Regions from separate parts of the Mus musculus genome. Here region 1 is linked to region 2. A link is a loop called in an ENCODE intact Hi-C map of the cell type or tissue named here. Cell type or tissue: gastrocnemius. All regions are shown on one strand. Each heading gives the region's core, and the rest is flanking DNA. Links, peaks and the distances in the headings are about the cores only.

What was found. A loop is a pair of places that touch in the nucleus more often than their neighbours do. Peaks named below come from ENCODE experiments on the same cell type or tissue, not always from the same donor. Only the 100,000 strongest peaks of a DNase experiment are listed, where the experiment ranks them.
Region 1: it touches region 2 in a loop (2.2-fold over the local background); 16 of 42 quality-filtered maps call a loop at or near these places.

The regions. Positions count from the first base shown.
Region 1 is chr12:73,885,095-73,894,782 of GRCm38, forward strand. No RefSeq gene overlaps it. Among named protein-coding and RNA genes, the nearest start is that of Hif1a, 18 kb to the right of the region's middle. In gastrocnemius, for the core only: no CTCF peak of the experiment used is centred there; a DNase peak (open chromatin) is centred at 5,171.
Region 2 is chr12:73,703,878-73,713,565 of GRCm38, forward strand. The region is part of intron 9 of Prkch (protein kinase C, eta); the gene reads left to right. Among named protein-coding and RNA genes, the nearest start is that of Gm34189, 73 kb to the right of the region's middle. In gastrocnemius, for the core only: CTCF peaks have their summits at 1,585 (motif pointing right) and 5,220 (motif pointing right); DNase peaks (open chromatin) are centred at 1,611 and 5,234; H3K27ac peaks cover 460 bases.

The DNA of each region.
Region 1 (9,688 bases), core at 937-8,936, 180 kb after region 2:
GCGAGTGGCAGAAGAGCATGCAGAGCTCCAGACGATGCCCGAGGTACAAAGGGAGGAGTTGTGTAGGTTTTCCCGTCCTTCTGTCCTCTGATCCCTTGCCAGGACACCTCACTGCCAACTGACATGAGAACTTGAGAATTGGAGCTAGGAAGTGATTCCCGGTGACACCTACGAGGAGCAGAGAAAAAAACAGGAAAGATCGTCTGCGTCCAAGCCGGCCGCGCCATTACCAGCCTCGCTCTCACCGCACACATTCATAACTGAGTGTTACGTTTTGAGTGTGAGATGCCCCCCACCCACCCAGACTCATATTTTTTAACGTGTGCTCCTACTGGTACCCTAGTGGTACTAGTTTAGAAGGTGGTGAGTCTTTAGACGGTGGGACCTCGTGGGAGGAAGTGGATCATGGCTCCCTGACTATGTCATAAATCATTGCTGCGGAGTCCCGCCCCCACGGAGCCACCTGCTGCCATGACTTCCCCGCTGTAAAAAAACAAAACAAAACAAAACAAACAAACAAACAAACAAAACAAAAAGCTATACTCCCCCCAAATATGAGCCAGAATAAACCCTTCCCATTTAAAATGGCTTCTTTCAGGTAACTAGTCAAGAAAAGCCACAACCTACGCCTCTTATCGTTCTCACAGCGCAGACACATCTCTGAATCAGCCGCAGCTCAGTGACGGCTGCCAACCATGCTCAAGTCAGAAGCGTGGACCTCATCCGTGACTCCTTGTCTCCTTACTCTGACAGTGGGCTGCCGAGCCCTTTGACCTCTGTGTCCTTAGTCTGACACAGCCTGTTATCTTCCTTCCCAACCTCACAGTGGTCTCTCAGCTCGCCCTCATCCTTAACAGCAACTTCCTCACCCATCTCCGATTAGCATTATATATTAGTCTCCTTATAGTTCATATACACATAGCAATTTTTTTAATTCTCTCATATATCACATCTGGACCTCAGTTTCCCCCTCCCCTCCCCTCCCCTCCCCTCCCCTCCCCTGAGAAACAAGCAGGCCTTCCAAGGACATTAACCAAACACGACATAACAAGCTACAACAAGACCAGACACGTTCCATCAGATCAAGGCTGGACAAGGCAACCCAGGAGGAGGAAAAAGGGTCCTTTAAGTAGGCAAGAGTCAGGGACAGTCCCCTGCTCCCACTCTTAGGATTCCTACAAAGATACCAAGCTATTCAACCATAATGTATAGATCAGACCCCTGCAGGCTCTCTGATCTCTACGAGTCCCCATCAGTCCTGGCCAGTTGACTCTCTCTGCCCAGAACAATTTTTATAAAGAGTAAGTTGGGTGATGCCAGCCTCTTGCTTAAGTCCTCCATTCATATATTGACCCCTTCTTCTTTCAGCCTTCTTCACTTGCTCCTTCATTCAAGAAGTGTCTATTCTGTCAGAGAGTGATTGGAAAAGGCTCAGGGATATTCGCTACTCTGAGTAGGCCAAGCCCTCTTTACCCTACAGCCCAAACCTCATTCCCTTCCTCTCTTCTCTTCCCAGCCACTCCCTGTAGGCCCCATTATTTAAGCCTAACTTAGTCCAATTTCTTTTCTTCACAATGAAGATGAATCTTTTTCCAAATAATCATCTCTCACCCTTCAAGTCTGGACTTGAGTGCTTTCTCTGTGTCCCCGTGCATGCTTCTTTTGTGAGCTAATTGTGCCTTATTATAACTGCGTTTACTGTCTCATTCCCAAAGTGGCATATAAATTTCCTGAGGACAAGAGCCCTATTTTATTCAGAACATGTTAATTACCTAGTACATTCTGCGCATATCATACCTTCCAACCCTTTGTTAATTCAATTAACTCCTAAGTGCACAATGTTATGGGGGATGCCCTTATAGGATGCCTCACCCAGACCCAAGAGGCGGTAAAGTGGTTGGGACTCAGGTTGGAGAAGACTTCTCTGAGAAGGTACTATCTAAACCATATTGGGATGGCTACAGTGGAGACGGTGTTGGAGTTTAGGAGGTGGGGGAGAAGGAAGGGGAGGAGGCTTGATGGTTACCAGTGGGGCGGGGCAGATGATAAAGTCCAAACATGGGAGCCGAGATTAGTGCTGGGGGGCAGGGAAGGCATCTCTTGCTAGGCAGAGAGAGATAAGGAGAGGAGCAGCTGCCGCTGGCTTTGTCGAGGGGGTTGCAGGGACGTCCCGCAAGTTCTTCTCCAAACACCTCAAGTTTTGGTGTGAAGGGTTGGCATTCGTGGCTGCTGAAAGGGATGGGGAAAGATGAAAGCCTAAGCAGCCACTAAGAGGTCTGGAACCACCCAGGCAATATTACTTCTATCCATACCGAAAATGTTGACCAAGTTTCTGGGAATTCGAAAACTAGAAGGTAGAAAAACAAGTAACGCTATACTGAACATAAGTTAATCTTTTTAAAATTTCTAATTTTGTGGGGAGGGGCTCCTCAAATGATGGTGAGATTGTCTCCTGATACATCCACTGTAATTGGAAACGCCACACATTGTTAAGGATGCTGAATACATACAACCAACTATGCACCATACCGTAGCACCATAGCGGCACGGTACACTGGAGCCTGTTGGTTATTCTTCTCATGAGCAGGGGACTATTTGGCGGTTGTGATTTGATGTTGCTACTCAGTCTTACAGGAGAGACGTGTGTGACAAACCACCAGCCTGGCAAAGGTCAAAATCCTCAGTGGGGTTTCTGTTGAATATGTACTACTTTAAAAAAAAAACAAAAGGATTTATTAACTTTATCTTATGTGTGTGACTATTTGGCCTACATCTTTGTGTGTGCACCACATGCATGCCTGATGCCCACCAGGGTCATAAGAAGGAGTTAGATCCCTCAGAACTGAAGTTACAGATGGATGTAAGCTACCACGTCAGTGCTGGGAATTGAACCTGGGTCCTCTGTAATACCAGACAGTTCTCCTAACCACGAGCCATCTTTTAGGCCTGGAATATGTATTGCTTTTACACATTTTTACTTTGTAAAAGCAAAAGGCTGCTAGGTCAAGTCATTGTAAGTCATAGCTATACTTACAAATATCAGCAAGGTGACGTCATCACCCCGAAAGCATGAAAGGAGGACAGAAAGTTCTGGTTGTGGAAGCTTCTGGGGGAAAGAGTCATACCACTCCTCTGTAAGCAAATAACATCCTGTATACCAGGAAAAAAAAACCCAACTTTTCTCCTACATCGCTTTCAGCAATCTACTTCTGACATCAGACATGTAGGAAGAACAACTTGCTTTTCTTCTTCTCTATATTCACACTCAACACGAAACACATTTGTGGCCAAAATGGATGAGAATTTACCCATGCCAGCCAGATTTTGGCCACTAGTTAGGAATTCTACACTCGACGCTGACACCATGTGACAGCATCAGACACCAGAGGTGAAGGGTTCAACCTCACAAGACTGCTTGCTCCCTGTTTCATCCACAACAGTCCCCAGATTGCTTCTGTGCCAACAACCTCTCAGAGGTTCCCACAACTCCCTCCTTACATTCAACAATTTGTTGGAGTGGCCAACAGAACCCAGGAAATGGTTTATTTACTATTACTCACTTAGTACAACAGATTTTTTTTTTAAGTACTACACATGACCAGCCAGATGAAGAGGTTCGGTAAAGCAAGGTTCAGAAGAGTCCCAAGGCAGGGGCTTCTGTTTCTTTGGATCTGATGTGTGGTGCCCTCCTGGAACATGGACATCTTTACCAACAGGGAAGCTCTTTCAACTTCACACTTTAGGAACTTAATAGAGGCTTGCCATCAGCAGGATCAACTATTAACTCAGCCTGTAACTCTTCTTGCCTTCTTGGAGGATGGGGCAGAAGTTGGCAGAACATCCTCAACTTCTAATCCTGCATGATATTTCTTTGGACCAATGACAAGAGTCACTTTGTAGGAATGCAAGATGCTCTTATCCAGGAGATCCCAGGAAATGGGTGGATCTGTGTCAGAAACCAGGCTCAGAGGCAGAATATTAGAACAAAAGAGCCACCAAGTACCCCAATCACTCAGGAAATTACAAGGATTTCAGGAGCTCTGTGGCAGGAACCAGGTCAGAGACCAAGTATATATTTTTATTTAACCCCACTCATTGTTTACAGATAAGAATCTGGAGTTCCTATGATGATGACTCCAGAGCCTGACCTGAAAAGAAAGGTTTCGGCCACAGTCGAGTGGATCTTAATTTTTATGATTAGCATGCAAGAGACTTTTGGTAGGCCTAAGTAGTGTGCTAGAGGTTCTGGCCTCAAAGTAGTGTTTTTGAGGATGTTCTTGTGAGAGGTATTCAAATAATTTTTTTTTTAATTTACAGAGCTTCTACATACAAAGCCATTAAATCCCCCAGGGCTAAGAATTCATTGCAGTCGGTACACACACACACACACACACACACACACACACACACACACTCCAATCCTGAACCACAGAGGCTTGAATTCAGGTCAATCTCTTCTATAAGTCAAGTTCTTCAGGATGGATAATTATGAAATAAAGTTAAAAGTCTCACTTTATAAAAATGAGTAGTAACAATGTATTAAAATGTATTTTTTTTAAACATTAAGACCAGCATAACTTCAGAGAGATCTCTCTTTGTGTGAGAGTTAAGAAACCCTTGTGCTTCTGACCTCTCTGAACTTTCATGTCCTCCTCTGCTTCCTCCTCCTGTTTCCCCCTGGGGGGTGGGGAGTGTGAATCAATCCACTTTGCACTTAGAGATAAATACTTGTACTTCTCTGCAGCTCTCTGCTACTGCTCTTTATATGTTTGTACAAAAAAAAAAAAAAAAAAAAAAGAAACTTCTTGAAACATGAACGAGCCTATAGACATTTATTTACCAAGGATTGACAACAGAAGTGTTATGGACAAAGTTTGCAATTGTGACCACCAGGTTGCTAAGCTCAGTCAGTCTGGAGATTTGGGTTATGTTCTAGCATAGCTGCTGAGATTGGCTTTCCTGGAAATGTACTTGGAATCCAAAGGTTACAGTCAGAACGTTTCTTGAGCAGAGCTGTAAGGAGATGCACTTGTAAAGAGAAGAAGACAGACTTGTGGTGTGGGAGAAGCCATGGTACAGCCTGCTTGTCGCTGAGACTTCAGCTAAATAACAGGGAGCTCTTGAGCTGGGTTGACCTTGCCAAGTTGCCCCAGACTGGGAAAGCTGTGCCAATTCACCAGCAATCAGCTAACTACTACCCCACAGGAGGTTGCTAGAGAGAGGGCTACAAGCTTCCAGCCGATATTCTCAGCAGCCACCATTGAATATGCCAGTGACCAAGAAGGCAGAGTAGGCTACCATGTAGAGTCATTCCCAGGTGAATCTGAGTGAGCCCATCTCATGCTGGGCAGCTCCAGCTGCAGTATCACCTGAGGCCTTGTGGCCATGTGGTCTGTTTTACTGTGGCCACAAGCCTGCCAAGCAACTGTTTGGATGCTCTGTAGTTTTTACAGCCAAAGGTATGACCTCGTGCCAGAGCCTCCAGAAGCTATGCTGTGACTTCCATTTTAGAACTTGCCATGAACTTCAAATAACATTTTTCCACCCCAAATATTCCTCACATAGGCATTTTAAGGAATAGTGCTATGGACCACAATGAGGCAAAAGTGTATTCGTGAGTAGGAGAAAAAAAAATGCCTCTCGGATATTATAATGGTGTGATTCTCTAAAGTTCAATCCTATCTGATAATCTTATTTCTTCATATTTCATTTCTCTTACTGGGTTTCCTTGGGCATCAAAAGTAGCAACCTTGACACTGACCTCATGGAGAATGTCAGAAGGTACATGGAATCAGGCCTGCAGAGCAGACAAATGATGGCTGTGACCGGCATGCTTCCTCCTGTTGGTTGCTCTTTCTTGACCTTGAAGGCAAGATGTAGCTTCCTGTGCCGGATGGCTCCTACTGGAGGCCTGTTGCAGGCTTACTGAAAGCTATCTTCAATTCTTGGTGCTTTTTTCCCATGGGTTAGATTTTGAGAATGAAATAGGACTAGTTTTCAGCCAGGTGGTACGTGTCTATGTCCCAGCGTTTTGAGGCAGAGGCAGGTGGATTACATGGTCAAGGTCATGGAGACCTACAGGAGATAGAGTTCAAAAGCAACCTGAGCTACATGAAACCCTGTCTCAAAAAAAAAAAATTACACCAAGTACAAAAAGAAATATCAAACATACCTTACTATCAACAAATGACTGAGCCCACTCAGCTCTAATCACTGTTGTATGTTTTATACTGTGACGCTTCTTCTCTAACTGACCTTGTTCTGTCATTAAAACTCTTTGATATTTTGAAATGAAAATATCCTGATGATACGGAAAAATTCTAAAAAAAAAAAAAAAAAAAGACAATTCCAAAAATTTCAGATATAGTTTTAAAGAATGTAATGCTATTCCTCAGTGTAAGAGGCATACACCATGATGGAATAGTTGGGTCTTGACATCTTTTAGAAATCAATCTAAACCTTGGCCACACTCATACAATTGTTGAGACTGACATATGAATGTAGAGTCTGCAATCATGAAGCCAATCCAATGTCATAAAAGAGGAGCCTTTGGTCTGTGGCTAACTTTGGAGATATGTCTGGGAGTTGTCAGGTAACATTGAAAAGCAATTAACTGGCACATAACGAACAAAAATTTCCCATTGGGCTTGATCAAACAGCTCTGACAACAAATGTCTTCTAATGGCAACTGTTTGCTATTCCAGTGATGTCTGAGAGTGCAAGGAAGGGTGCCTGCCAATTCTTTAGGAACTAACAATGCTATAGCATCCATTTGGTTGAGCCAGGCTTGGTGCTACAGGGATGTAATCCACACACTGGCAAGACTAAGGTGGGGAGACTGGGCGCTGAAGGCAAGCTTGAACTGGAGAGTGAGGCCCTGTCTCAGAAAACAGAAAAAGTTTGGTCTGCTGAACCCTAAATAGGGAATTAGATGGTTTGAGAACAAACTATGGGAACTGTGTTTGAAAGCTCTTGCACTAAACTTTGTAGTACATCAACATGCTGAAAAATATATTAATTCACATCTCTGTCATTTTTACACTGTAGATAGAAAATGTGACTGCTTTTATAGACAATTCAGTGTTGATAGGAAACACTGTTCAATCCTCTTTCCACATACAGGGGTCTGATAATTTCCTGAAACCAACTGGCAGCAAGATTTGTAAAAACTTTGATAATTCATTGTTTAGGCAATGAAGAAAAATGCAGACTTAGCAGAGGGAACAAGCAAACACAAAATATCACTTATGGTTATGATTGCGTTTTTATCCGCTTGATGTGAATACTTAAGCAAAACTAATTTTGACAAGGTGCATCTCAGCAACCTTCAGTGGAAAACTGTTCAAGCATTTGGATGAAAAAATATTTCATGCTATACAGAAGCTAGAGAGACTTGATGGCTCATATAGGTTAGGGATTTCCAATATGCTGGAGTGGTAAGGCTTAAATAGTGCCCATATCCAGAAAACAATACTCACTGTCTTATAACCCAGTGCTGGATTGTAGTAGGAGCCCCCTCCTTCCACTTAGTCAGGAATTTCAACTCTCCAAAGTATTCTTGAGAAGCCCAGAGTGTCCCACATGCATTAGTTTGTTAGTCTAGGACATTCACTTTCTTAATGGACCTGGCTGCTGCCATGCGGGGGCTCTGCTAAATTAAATATCAGCTGGAGATAGGTTCCAGTGCTGCTTGACCCAGGCAGGGTCAAGGTACAGGGAGTCTCACTCCTGTAATCCCAGCCAGATCGTGAGGACTGTGCTAGCCTGAATTACAGGGCAAATTCCAGGTCAGCCTGATCTCCATAATTAGACGTCTCAAAAAATAAAAATAAAAATAAAAATAAAAAAATAGAATAGTAAATCTTAAAATGCTGTCACATTTAAAATTTTACATCAAATACAGTTCCTTGTCATGCACTGTCGTGCACTACTCAGTGGTCTTAACGTTTTGCCCCATTGCAAATATTCACAAAGTGAGAAAGGAACAGCCATATGCACTCTGCATCTAGGAGAGTCCCCCAGGGAGACTGCTTAAGCCCTAATGCCTTTAAAAACAAAACAGACTTACTCTGCTCAACTCCTTAGTTTTTGTAGCTGCATCCTATTATACCAAGACTGTTCCCTACAGGATAAATTGCTTGGAGAGTCAGCTCCCACTAGGCTCTTCTTAGCCTATAGGGACCTATCTATGCCTGAAATGTGATCATTAGCATTATTCCAATTATTTTTCCCTGAAAACGTATCAGTGTCTGCATAAATCAAATTAAACGGACTAGGTGCAAATGAATTCAGGCGACAAGGAAGTTGCCTGTATCTGTCCATAGCTGTGTTAGCCTACTTAGATCTCATCGTTACGGTCCCGTGATCTTTGTAAAAGATGGTGTGTGTCTGGAAGAGGAGACAAACTGTAACTAATAGTCTGAAGGCCCAGTCTTCTACAATTCCTCTTTTCCCACGTGTTCTCACTCTGTGGTCCAACTTCTCAGTGCATCCTGAGATAAACATTGTATTGAGGCTGTTTGAAAACCAATCAGGGAAACGCATGGGAAAGAATTATGAAAATATCCAATATTTTGATACCATGTGGAAGGTTTGGAATTTTGTAGTGTTAACCAAATTAATCTTGTCCACCTGTCCAGTTCTAACCTTTGCTGTGTGTTTCTGAATCTATGTCTCTAAGGACTATGTGGGATTATTTTATCTATTTATTGCTTTATTTATTCATTGAGTGGTCTTGGAATTGGGGCCAGAGCTCATCCTTCCTGCACAAGTGTCCCGCCACTGAGTCACACCTTTAACTGACAACAAACTATCGTAGAAGTGATTCATCTTAAGGGACTCTGTGATGATTTAGCTCAACTCCCTGACTTTTCAGCTGAGGAACATGATCCCCAAAGGAGGAAGGATCATTTAGATTGGGGTCCACAGAACCCAAGTTCCCGATCCACACAAGTGGTCACTTCCCTACATCACAGAGATGTTCTCCAAGACATTCTCTCTCTTTCGAGTTCTGGGATTATCTACACCAACAATTGTCCAACATGCTCATTCACTGGGTTTGCAAGGAAACTATGATATTTGTATACGATCCTTCACTTCCTGAGCTTCTACAATGTTCATGGAGCCCAGTACGAGAGCAACACAATGGTTTTCTATTGACCTCTTTCTGGGTAAGGCATTCTTTGGGAAACTGGGGATAGAGACAACTAGACCAACACATCACTGCATAACAGAGCCTATGCCCATTGCAACAGTAGACATAAAATAGCAAGAATATAGGGGATTAACATCACCTGCTCTCTGAAGCTTGCTTATAGGACCCACAACCTACTGGTCTGAACAATGTGCATATCTATTGCTTTCCCCACTCCCCTCTTGAGGTAATACACAAGCTTCACATTTCTAAGTAAAGGCTGCAGGTTAGACAAAATCTGCATGACCAACCAATGGACAGATGAAACGTAGCCAGATGGGGGCACATCAGAGAAAAGAACAGAGATTAGAAAAATGCTCAGGAGTAGAAATGCTCTTCACTGCTAATTAACTCAATAGAGGTGTTATTTATATACAATAAAACAGTTGTTATTTTATGTGAGTTCGACGTGTTTTGATGGATACACATACCACAGCACCGATATTACAGTGTTTTGAGAGGTGTTCCTATTTTCTAGCCACATAGTCTTGCCAG
Region 2 (9,688 bases), core at 1,077-9,076:
TTCTCTAATCAGCAAGAAGGTGACCTCTAAGAAAGCATCCATCCAAGTTCCAACAGGTCTTCCAGTCAGATTTCCTGTCAGATAGGTCAGGTTTTCCTATTGTTTGGGAGACTGAACCTGGTTGTGCCCTTGGGGAAACACACAGCGGCACCCCACCTTACTGGTGATGGAAATTAACAGCTAAGCTGAGGCGAAGGTGAGACTTCGATATTGCTGGCAAAGAGAATGCTTCCCACAGTGGGTAAACAGCTCCACAGAGCTAGGCTGAGGCGGAGCATCCATTGTGAACGAAGCTCAGTGAGGCTCTAAAGCTGAGGTGGTCTTGACTGTGACTGCACAGGACTGTAACTTCAAAGACCAGGCTGTGGAATGCAGCAGAAAACCTGGGAAGAAACTAATGTAGAGGAATGAAGGGCCAGGTTTAATCACAGAAAGCCAGCTTCTTTAATTGACGGCATGTGCATCCTCCACATGTCTGTTCTCTCTGTCACAGGAAGCCTTTTAAGGAGTTTTTGATGCATAAAAGATGCACACCACCCTTTAAAAAAACACAAAATCTGGAAAGTCCTGCAGAGATTGCTCAGCAGTTGAGAGCACTGGTTGCTCTCCCAGAGGACTCAGGTTCAATTCTCAGTAGCCACACGGTGCCTAACATGGTCTATAACTCCACTCCCAGGAATGCTAATGCCCTCTTGTGGCCTCTGCCAGGTACCAGACATGCATGTAATGCACAGATATAAATGGAAGTAGAACACCCATACACACAAAATAATTAGAAAAATTAAAACGCAAACAAGACTGAACTTCGACTATGACTGCACTAATTTTTAAAAACACAGTAACAGTTAAATCTTGGAGGTTTTATCATATTGGCATACATCTAGCTGCTTCATTTTTAATAGCTGTAGAGTATTCTGTATTAAGAACATATTGTGCCAAGCACAGTGGATTATGCTGTTAATCTCAGTTCTTGGGCTTCAGGGGCAGGCAAGCAAACCTCTGTGGTTTCAAGGCCAATCAGGCAGCCAAGGCTGTATATTTAGACTTTATCTATCTATCTATCTATCTATCTATCTATCTATCTATCTATCTATCTATCTATCCATCCATTCATCCATCCATCTATCCCTTGTCTCTGCGTGTACGTACGTACGTGTGTGTGTGTGTGTGTGTGTGTGTGTGTGGTTAATTACCTATCTGGTTTTTTATTTCAACCCATCTTGCCACAAGTCCCCGTGTACTTTCATTTTTGCATGTTTATAGAGCATTTCTACGTGGCATATTATTGGAGGTAGTATTGCTCAGGAAACTCGAGCATTTAAGATTTGGACGGAGTCCAGTGGTGCTTACCTCTATGGTAGTTAACATGGCGGCTGACATTTTATGGTCTGCCTTCTAGGCACTGTTCTGACAGCTTTGTGTGTACTGTCGTATTTAATCTGTGCAGTGACCCTGTGCAGTAATAAAGTTTCAGTGGGCATAGAGATTCCTAGGACTTACAGCTGAAGTCTTCATTAGCATCCCTGGTGGTTGTTTTTTGTTTTTGTTTTTTTCCCCCCTCTTCTATTAAAGGTCTGATGTTTGGCCACAGGGTGGCAGTCGTGACTGTAAAGTGGCCTTGATTTCTCACCACCTGAGCAGTGACAGTCTGGAGCATTTTTAAAGGTTGTGGGTTACAGGTGCTGGCTCCCAAACAAAGAAGGAGGGGAGAGGAATGCTCTGACCTTCAGGTTAGAGGGTGAAAGGAGTGATGGGAACCAAGAAGCAAATGAGTTCTTCACATGGCCAGGTAGAGACAGGGTCTTCATTTCACTCTGGGAAATTATGGGACTCAAGTGTTATTCTTCCATCTGGAAATATCCTCCATGTCTACCCCTATCTCCTGTAAAGCTGGCTATAAAGGACTGGAAATGCTAGTCACTACGAGGAACGGTAAACTTGGATGGCTCTAGCTACTTGACTCTGCAAGCCATGGCCCCTCAAGTGAGGAGTCGGGTGCTAACTGTGGCCTTCTGTCCTCTGAGTAGCTCATCTAGTTAGGGCACTGGAGTTTTCCCCAAATGGCCTGGCAAATGACATTTCATTGGGAGAGTCCATGTTCAGTAACGTGAACTCCCTCATGTCTGGCCCTGTGGAATCTCTATTGCTGAAGCCCAGAGATGGGAGGAGCTCACTAAGGTCCTCTTGGCTTGGTAGTGTTGGAGACAGGGTTCAGGTATAGGCCAGGCTGACTCTGACCCATGGGTCATGTGCAGTCTCACATCAGCTACTGAAGCATCTGCCTGGAGAGATGGAAAAGCATTGCCCTTGGGACTGTCCACTCAAGTTCTCTTCGGTGACCCTAGGTCGAAATGCTGAGTCTGTTGTCAAAGTCTTTTCTGCGTTTCTCCAAGTCCTGGTCTCAGAAGTGAGACCTCTGTGAGGATCCAGTGGGAAGGTAAAGAGACTGACTACTCACAGGTCGGGGCCGCAGCTAGCTGCCCGAGCCTCGGTGGATGACGCCACAGCCATGTCCATATGGGCACACTGCTGGAGTTAATGGATTATTGGGGAGGGAGATTTGAAGCTAGAAGAAAAATATATTGAGGGGCCTGGTGAGAGGGAATGGGAAACAGATATGGTTAAAATGCATTGCACACGTCTATGGAATTTTCAAGGAATAACAATTCTTTTTAAAAGCTAAGGCTGTTCCGTGATGAACCCACTTCCCCACACCAAGCAAGGGCAACGTCCCAGAGCTCCCCCCTCTAAACCATAAAGTGGGAGTTTAGGAGCTCCTTCTGTTCCTACCAAAAATAAAACAAAAAGCAATTTTCAAACACTAGATACTTTATCAAGCTTTCTGCATAGGTTAAAAATCCCTAAACTCTTTGGCTCATATCTCTCCTTAAATGTTACTGTTAGAAATAAGTGAGAAATCGCAGACCTTCTGATAGCGTCAGGAATTCCAACACTTTGTGAGTAATTGTCTTTATCTTCACCTGTAAAAGCTGTTAGGTCTGCTGGTTTTATTTTCATTGTGTAGCCAACAGACACAATACAATAATACGATAGATGTTGTATGTAAAGATGCTTGATTTGGGTTGGTGAGGGGTGGTGGGTAAAGGCACTTGCCTTGAGCCTGATGGCCTGATGAATTTGATCCCTGGGACCTACAGAGTGGAAGAAAAGAACCAAGTCTCTAAAGTTGTCCTCTAATTGCCTTGCATCTGCTGTGGCATACATGCATTCACATATAAAGACACACACACACAAACAAATGAATAAATGAATGTTTTTAAAAATGCTTAAACCTTAAAGATGGTTAATATATATTATTAGTCCATTGCTGATAGTCTTTGATTGACAGCTCCCTAGCTCCTACCCTCAGCCCTGGCATCCATCCTTTGCTCCTGGGAGTTCTTTAGATTTGATTTTCTATGCCTGGTTTATTTCACTTAATCTTCTCCAGATCCATCTGTGTTGCCACACATGCCAGGGTTTCCTCCCGTCTTAAGGTTGAACGATGGCTCATTGTGTATCCACCCCACATTTTCTGGGTCCATCCATCCATATCTCTGTCCATCCAGCCATACGATGATAATGTTGCCGTGAACAGGGCGTGCAGTTCTCTTTTCAATCATCTTGCTTCTGACTTCAGACTTCTTGGATATAAACCGAGCTTGTGGAACTGTTGGTTGGATCATACGCATATTCCATTTTAACTTTTGAGGCGTCTCCATTTGGATTTGGGCGGTGGTTGACGGACTCACAGGCCCAGTGTCTGTGCACACGGATGGATGGGCCTTCTTTCCTTCCTGTGTTGCTGGAGCTCAATTCCTTTCATCCTTTTAATAGCAGCTCCAGCAGGGAAAAGCCACCTTGGGGTGGCTTCAGTTTGCATTTCTCTGATGGTTAGTGGCCATCATTTCTCTTAAATGTATCTATTGGCCACTTATACTTCTTGTTTTGAGAAATATCTATTTAGATCTTTTTCTTTGTTTTAGATTTTGGAGTTATTTATTTTCTTATCATCTGAGTTAAGTTGAAATGACCTGAGCTTTCAGCAAAGGGAAAACACTTAATGTACTAATTGAAGTGGGTGTTCTTCCAGATGTGATGGCTCAGACCTGGAGTCTCAGACAGGCTATGAGAGGTAGAGTCCAGGAGTTCCAGATCCACTAGGTCACTTAAAAAAATTCAAAAGTATTGGATATCAGACATTGTCATCAGCACCTAGCATGCATGACTAATGGCATGTTGTCGCTCCATAAGATAGACTCGGTTATTATCTTTGCTTTGTCTGTAGTTCAGAGAAACATGGAAATAATAAAACACTCCCTCACACCCAGCACTTTTAAGAAACCGTAGAACTAGAAGGTTCCAGGAAAGGATACAGTACTTACAAAGATGAGTGGTTTGTATCCATATCAAGTTCTGGCCAAGACAGCAAAGTGGCTCTCCATTCCCTACAAAGGCACCAGCCAGAAATGATGATAAAAATCTCATCAGGACAGTAGCTGAGTGGCGGAGTTGCTGGGTTGGTACACAGTTTTCAAATGCATGTTTTGTTTTGTTGTTTTAAACAACAGAGCTAGTGAGAATAAGGCATTTTTTAGCCAAGGAACACTTGGTTACAAGGGACCCGTGTCACAAATCTAGCACATGCTGTTGTCCTCGGTGCTTTGAAGCTGACTTTGCTTCCGGGTCCTTTCATCTTCATTGGGGCTGTCAGCCTATTGGCATTTATGGCCTGGAATGGAGGCCCACCGCCTTTCTTCCACAGGCTTCCCGCTTGAGTAAGAAGAGCTTTCAGCTGAGGCCAGGCAGAGAAAACTGAGCTTCAGAGAGGCAGATAGGTGGGGTAAGAGGCCAGCCAGAGGGAGAGGCTGGAGGAGGGAGAAAGGAGCAAAGACAGAAAGCAGCCTCCCAGGAAGGGGTTGGGGGAAGCAGCAAAGTCAATATTGGTCAGATGCCCCAGTCTTTGTTCAGAGACCCAGTTTATCTGAGCAGGCCTTCTGCTTCAAAAATACAGGACATCCTGTGTCCAAAACCTAGAAGAGGGCTGTACCGAGGTCCCTCCTCACTCCTTAGGAATTCAACTCTGTTTACCTCTGCTTCTCTAATGGCTGTAGACCACAGAGGCTCCCAGGGACAGGAAGGACAGGACCGGCCCCTTGCTGTAGGTTTCCTCAGAGCCTGGGCTGCTAGACTTCCTGGGTCAGTCCTGAAGATGGAGCTCGAGACAGGCCAGAGGGATCTGCTGCTCCTAGCTGGCGGAGGAGTAGCAGCAAAGCCCAGCCCCAATTGCAGAAGGCGAGATTGTTCAGAATCTGTGCACACAGGCACAGGACGCTCTCAGCAGACGCTAAGGATGTCAGGGAAGTGACTTGGTAACACAAGGGCAAGAGAGCGTTGCTTCCTCTGTATTTTCCTCTCCATTGTTGTCATATTAGTTATTAGTAAAGCAGAATATGTAGAGGTGAGAAAGGGGTTATTATTCCACCCCCCTTTGGGGCAGGTAATAACAAGGGAACCTTGAGTTAAAGTTTGGGCTCTGGCTTTCCTAGCACTTGGTGTCTTTAAGAAGTTCTTTATTTCCTAGTTTGCCTAGTTAGGCATCTCCAGTCCAAAAAGAAAGAAAGAAAGAGAGAGAGAGAGAGAGAGAGAGAGAGAGAGAGAGAGAGAGAGAGAGAGAGAGAGAGAGAGAGAAGAAAGAAAGAGAAAGAGGAAAGGAAAAGGAAAGGAAAGAAAAGAAAAGAAAAGAAAAGAAAAGAAAAGAAAAGAAAAGAAAAGAAAAGAAGAGAAAAGAAAAGACTGCCTTTCTCCCTAGTGAGTAAAGAGCCTCTAGAAGGAGTCCCTTGTGGGGAGGGAGCTGCATACACAGGGCAGGGGCAGATTAGCCACAGCCCACAGTCCACAATTTACTGAGCCAGTCCCAAGTGCATCCTGAGGTGCTACCATCAGCTGGATTGGGAAGGAGGCACACTCAGCTCCCATCATGCCATCATCTCCCTGTGCTCTGATACTCTGCCATCCTGGTCAAGGAGAAGAGACCCCCCAAGGCTACAGGCTAGGAGAGAAGAGGAGAAGACAAAGGAGATGATGGTCTGTCTGCAGAGGCCTCTGCTAGCATCAGTGTGCCTGGTTGATCATTGTTGGAGTCTGAATGTGTCCGTTCTGCAGGATGGGCAGGTGCAGAAGCTGGAAGTTCACTGAAGTGCACTCTGGATGCTTTACTCGTTCTTGCTGCCCCAGAAAGTGCACACTGCTATCTGATAAATACCTGTTGGGCAAAATGTCTTGCAGTACTCCAAACAATCCCAGAAGGTGAAGATGTTTGCATCCTCCTTGGAACAGTTTGCACAGCTGAGCTCCAGAGAGGTTAAACAATCTATCCTGGATCACACAGCAAGGGGCTACCTGAAAGTATGTGGCTTCTTGCCTGGGTTATGCCGTTCTATGCCATGCCTGTTACACTGTAGCAAGCAATCTCCCCTCTGTGCAGTATATACATCTGAAAAGAAAGGGGTTGTTAGAAAGAATTGTTCTTGTGTACCATATGTGTTTTCTGGCCTTTTCTGAAACACCCAAGGATATTTTCCTCTGCTCTCTCTGGAACTAGGTTTCTTCCTTTCCTTGAGCAATGACTACTTCTCATGCCATGTGGTCTGCTTCTGGGTCATTTGTTCTCGTTTGCCTTTGGCTCAGATGGAAATAGAAAACAAACTAGAACATGGCATTGGTGTTCTCCAGCTCTGTTTGCTTCCAACCTGTCAGCATGCTCCATCTTTCTCTCAGGCTGGTAGCTATGGACATAGGTCCACGGGTGAAATTCAGATGTCTGGACCAAGTTGTGTGAGCTTACTTCCTCAACCGACAATCCCTGGGGATGGTGTTCAGAGGACCATCTCCAGGCACAGGATTTGGGTTTCTGATCTCTTGGGCTACTGGGTCACATGGTCTTGATTATGAATGGGGTTGGGTGGGTGGGGGAGTCAGAAGGTGAAACTGTTTCTCTTCCCCCGTGTCTCGATTGGTCCACAGGCTACTAGGTGTGTCTAGAGTTAAAACCGTTGTCCTCGAGGTTGTTTAACTATAATTGGCTTGTTTACAGCTGTCACCACCCCTGACATTCTGGAGGGTAAGCAGCCCCTATACTTTTACATCTGGACAGATGTTTTGTGGCACCGGGTGTCATTTCCTTTGAAGTCCCCAGTCTTCACCAGGGTTAGCCTTAGTCATGTGTGCTCACAGTGACTGGTAGTGTTGGAGCTGGTGATTGCATAGTTACAGGTTGTTCACTACAGTAGGTCAAGTTGCCAATCCTCTGCCCTTTCAAGTTCAAGTACCAAGACTTCTGCTGTTTTAGCTGAAAAGGGGGGAGTCTGGTGAAATCCCTGTCCTTCTTCTTGTTCTAAAGGAAGACTGGCACTCATGAAGTGACAGTGAGAAATTGAACTCATGTACTAAGTTCCGGATCCTGTGGAAGCTCCAATCCATGTGCTGGGCTTTCTGCAGAACTTCAGTCCCCAACCAACTAACACTGTAGTTTTTGCAGTGCCTGCAGGTAGTACCTGGGAGGTTGGGTAAGCACTCACCTTGACAGACATGGTTATCCAGGGAGGATCTGAGGCTGTAAGTCTGTAGGTGGAGTGAGTCGACCCCACCCTGTAGACAGTTATGCAGTTGTAAAAACCAGACTTTCTTGGGTAGCAACCATGGGTTCTCATGTGTTCTAGTTTTGAAATACTTGAGTTTCTTGTTAATACTTCATCACTGGTTAGAACTGGGTTATGACTGTTTCTCATGGGCCCCAGAAATAGCCAGTGCCGGTCATAAGTAGAAACAGCCTTGTTGCAAGGCTTAGCTTACGGTAGAAGGCAGGAAAGCATTCATTCACTCAGCCCTTGTAACATGGAGTGTCTGTGATATGAAGCCCACCCTGAGAAGACAGTAGGGGACAAAGAAGAACAGGCTCTGCCCTGTGTAGCTGCTCTAGGAATCTGTAGGCCTGAAGCTGTCCTATGTGGGTAGACTCAGCAAGTGACCAGTCATTCCTCGGAGGTTGTTCTTGGATTTCTACTTTGGTCAGGCTCAGAAAAGCCACATGTTTGGGAAGGCGTATAGGGAGCTGGCCTTGAAGCTATATTTGTGTGTCCAATGCACTCTTATTTATGTGGGGTAGAATGAATTTGGTATCTGCTGATTATTATTAAGAAGGCATGATCCAAACCCCACATCACTCCCAGCTGGTGATTGGTGCTGTATTAATTGAGTAATTGACAGGCCTAAGTCAGGAGGCAGCATAGGAGGAGTCGCAGCCCTAGCTAGCTTGTCTGCTCACCTCCATGTTTGTGTGTTCCCCTCGCACTGGCATCTCCTGTTCCAGGCCACAGGGAGGGACATTTGTCTACCTCCCTGCCCACTCCCAAGTAACCTCCTGAGCCACCAAGACCCCGTTGTACTGCTCTTTTGTAAGACTCCTTTTCCTGCTTTCTGCTGTCAGTCAGTACCGCCCTGGTCCCTGGAGGGCCACCCAGGGTGTTTCTGCCTCTGATCTGTGGGAGGCTTCCTGCTTGCAGGACTCTTCCTGCTCTTCAGCAGAAGAGCCCGCTATATTGTGAGCTCACCCCTCCCCAGCTCTGCCCTGTCGTGGATCTCTCAGGACCTGGGAAGGGGGTGTTGGAACTCTTCCCAGCGTCTCTTCATTTCATCCTCAAGGTTTATGACATCTTAAATGTTAAAATGATGTAGAATATAATTCCCCGTCAAAACAGGAGTGCCAATCAGCCGCCCTCCCTTCCCTTTCTTTGCAGCGCTCCTTGGAAAGCTACTGTGGCATTTTGCTGCTCTGTCAACTCTCTCCCTCCCTGGGGAACACAGAACCATGCTCTCTTTGGTTTTCTCTGAGGAGACACGGGGTAGGGATGAGCCACTGTCCACACCGTCTAAGCCAACATCCATCTACTGCTGGTGAAAGCTGCTTAGGGTTAGGTCAGGAAATGCAGGCAGCGCATAAGGCAGAGTTGGTCTACATTTCTCTTCTGGAAGCCTATAAAATGTGGGCCTGCCATTCACCCGACTAACTCCTCTTTATTAGGGCTTTAGGACAGATCTGCAGAGAAAGTTCCTTTCCACACGGCTCAGAACATCACCCCTAATGCATGACCCATCTCAGGGCCGGTGAGCTATTATGGTTGTAGTGAACCATAAATAAAATGCTCGCACAGCGCCATGTCATGGGCCCTCTTTTAACACACGGTGGGATACGCCTCTCTTGGAGGGCTGCCCTGTGCATTGTAGCAGCATCCTAGGTATAGACTCATTCAGTATCAGTTGTGCCCTTGAGTTAGTACCATGTATTCCCTGAGGAATCTGCCTTGGCTGGACGCTGTGGCCCTGCGTGACTGTCCAGTGATGTCCTCAGTGTCTGGCCTCACAGCCTAGAGGACTGTTTCTCACAGGGAAAGTGAAGTGGGCCCTTGTAAGAGTGTATATGAACCAGCAAGATGGCTCAGTGGGTAAAGGTACTGACCACTAAGCCCAGCTACCTGAGTCCTGGAACCCACATGGTAGAAGGGGAGAGCTGATTCCAAAGTTGCCCTTTGACCTCCACATGTGCTCCGCGGCATGAGCCTGCCCACACACATGTGAACACATGCAAAAATATATAAAATGTTTTATAAAATATAAAAAGCATGTGTAT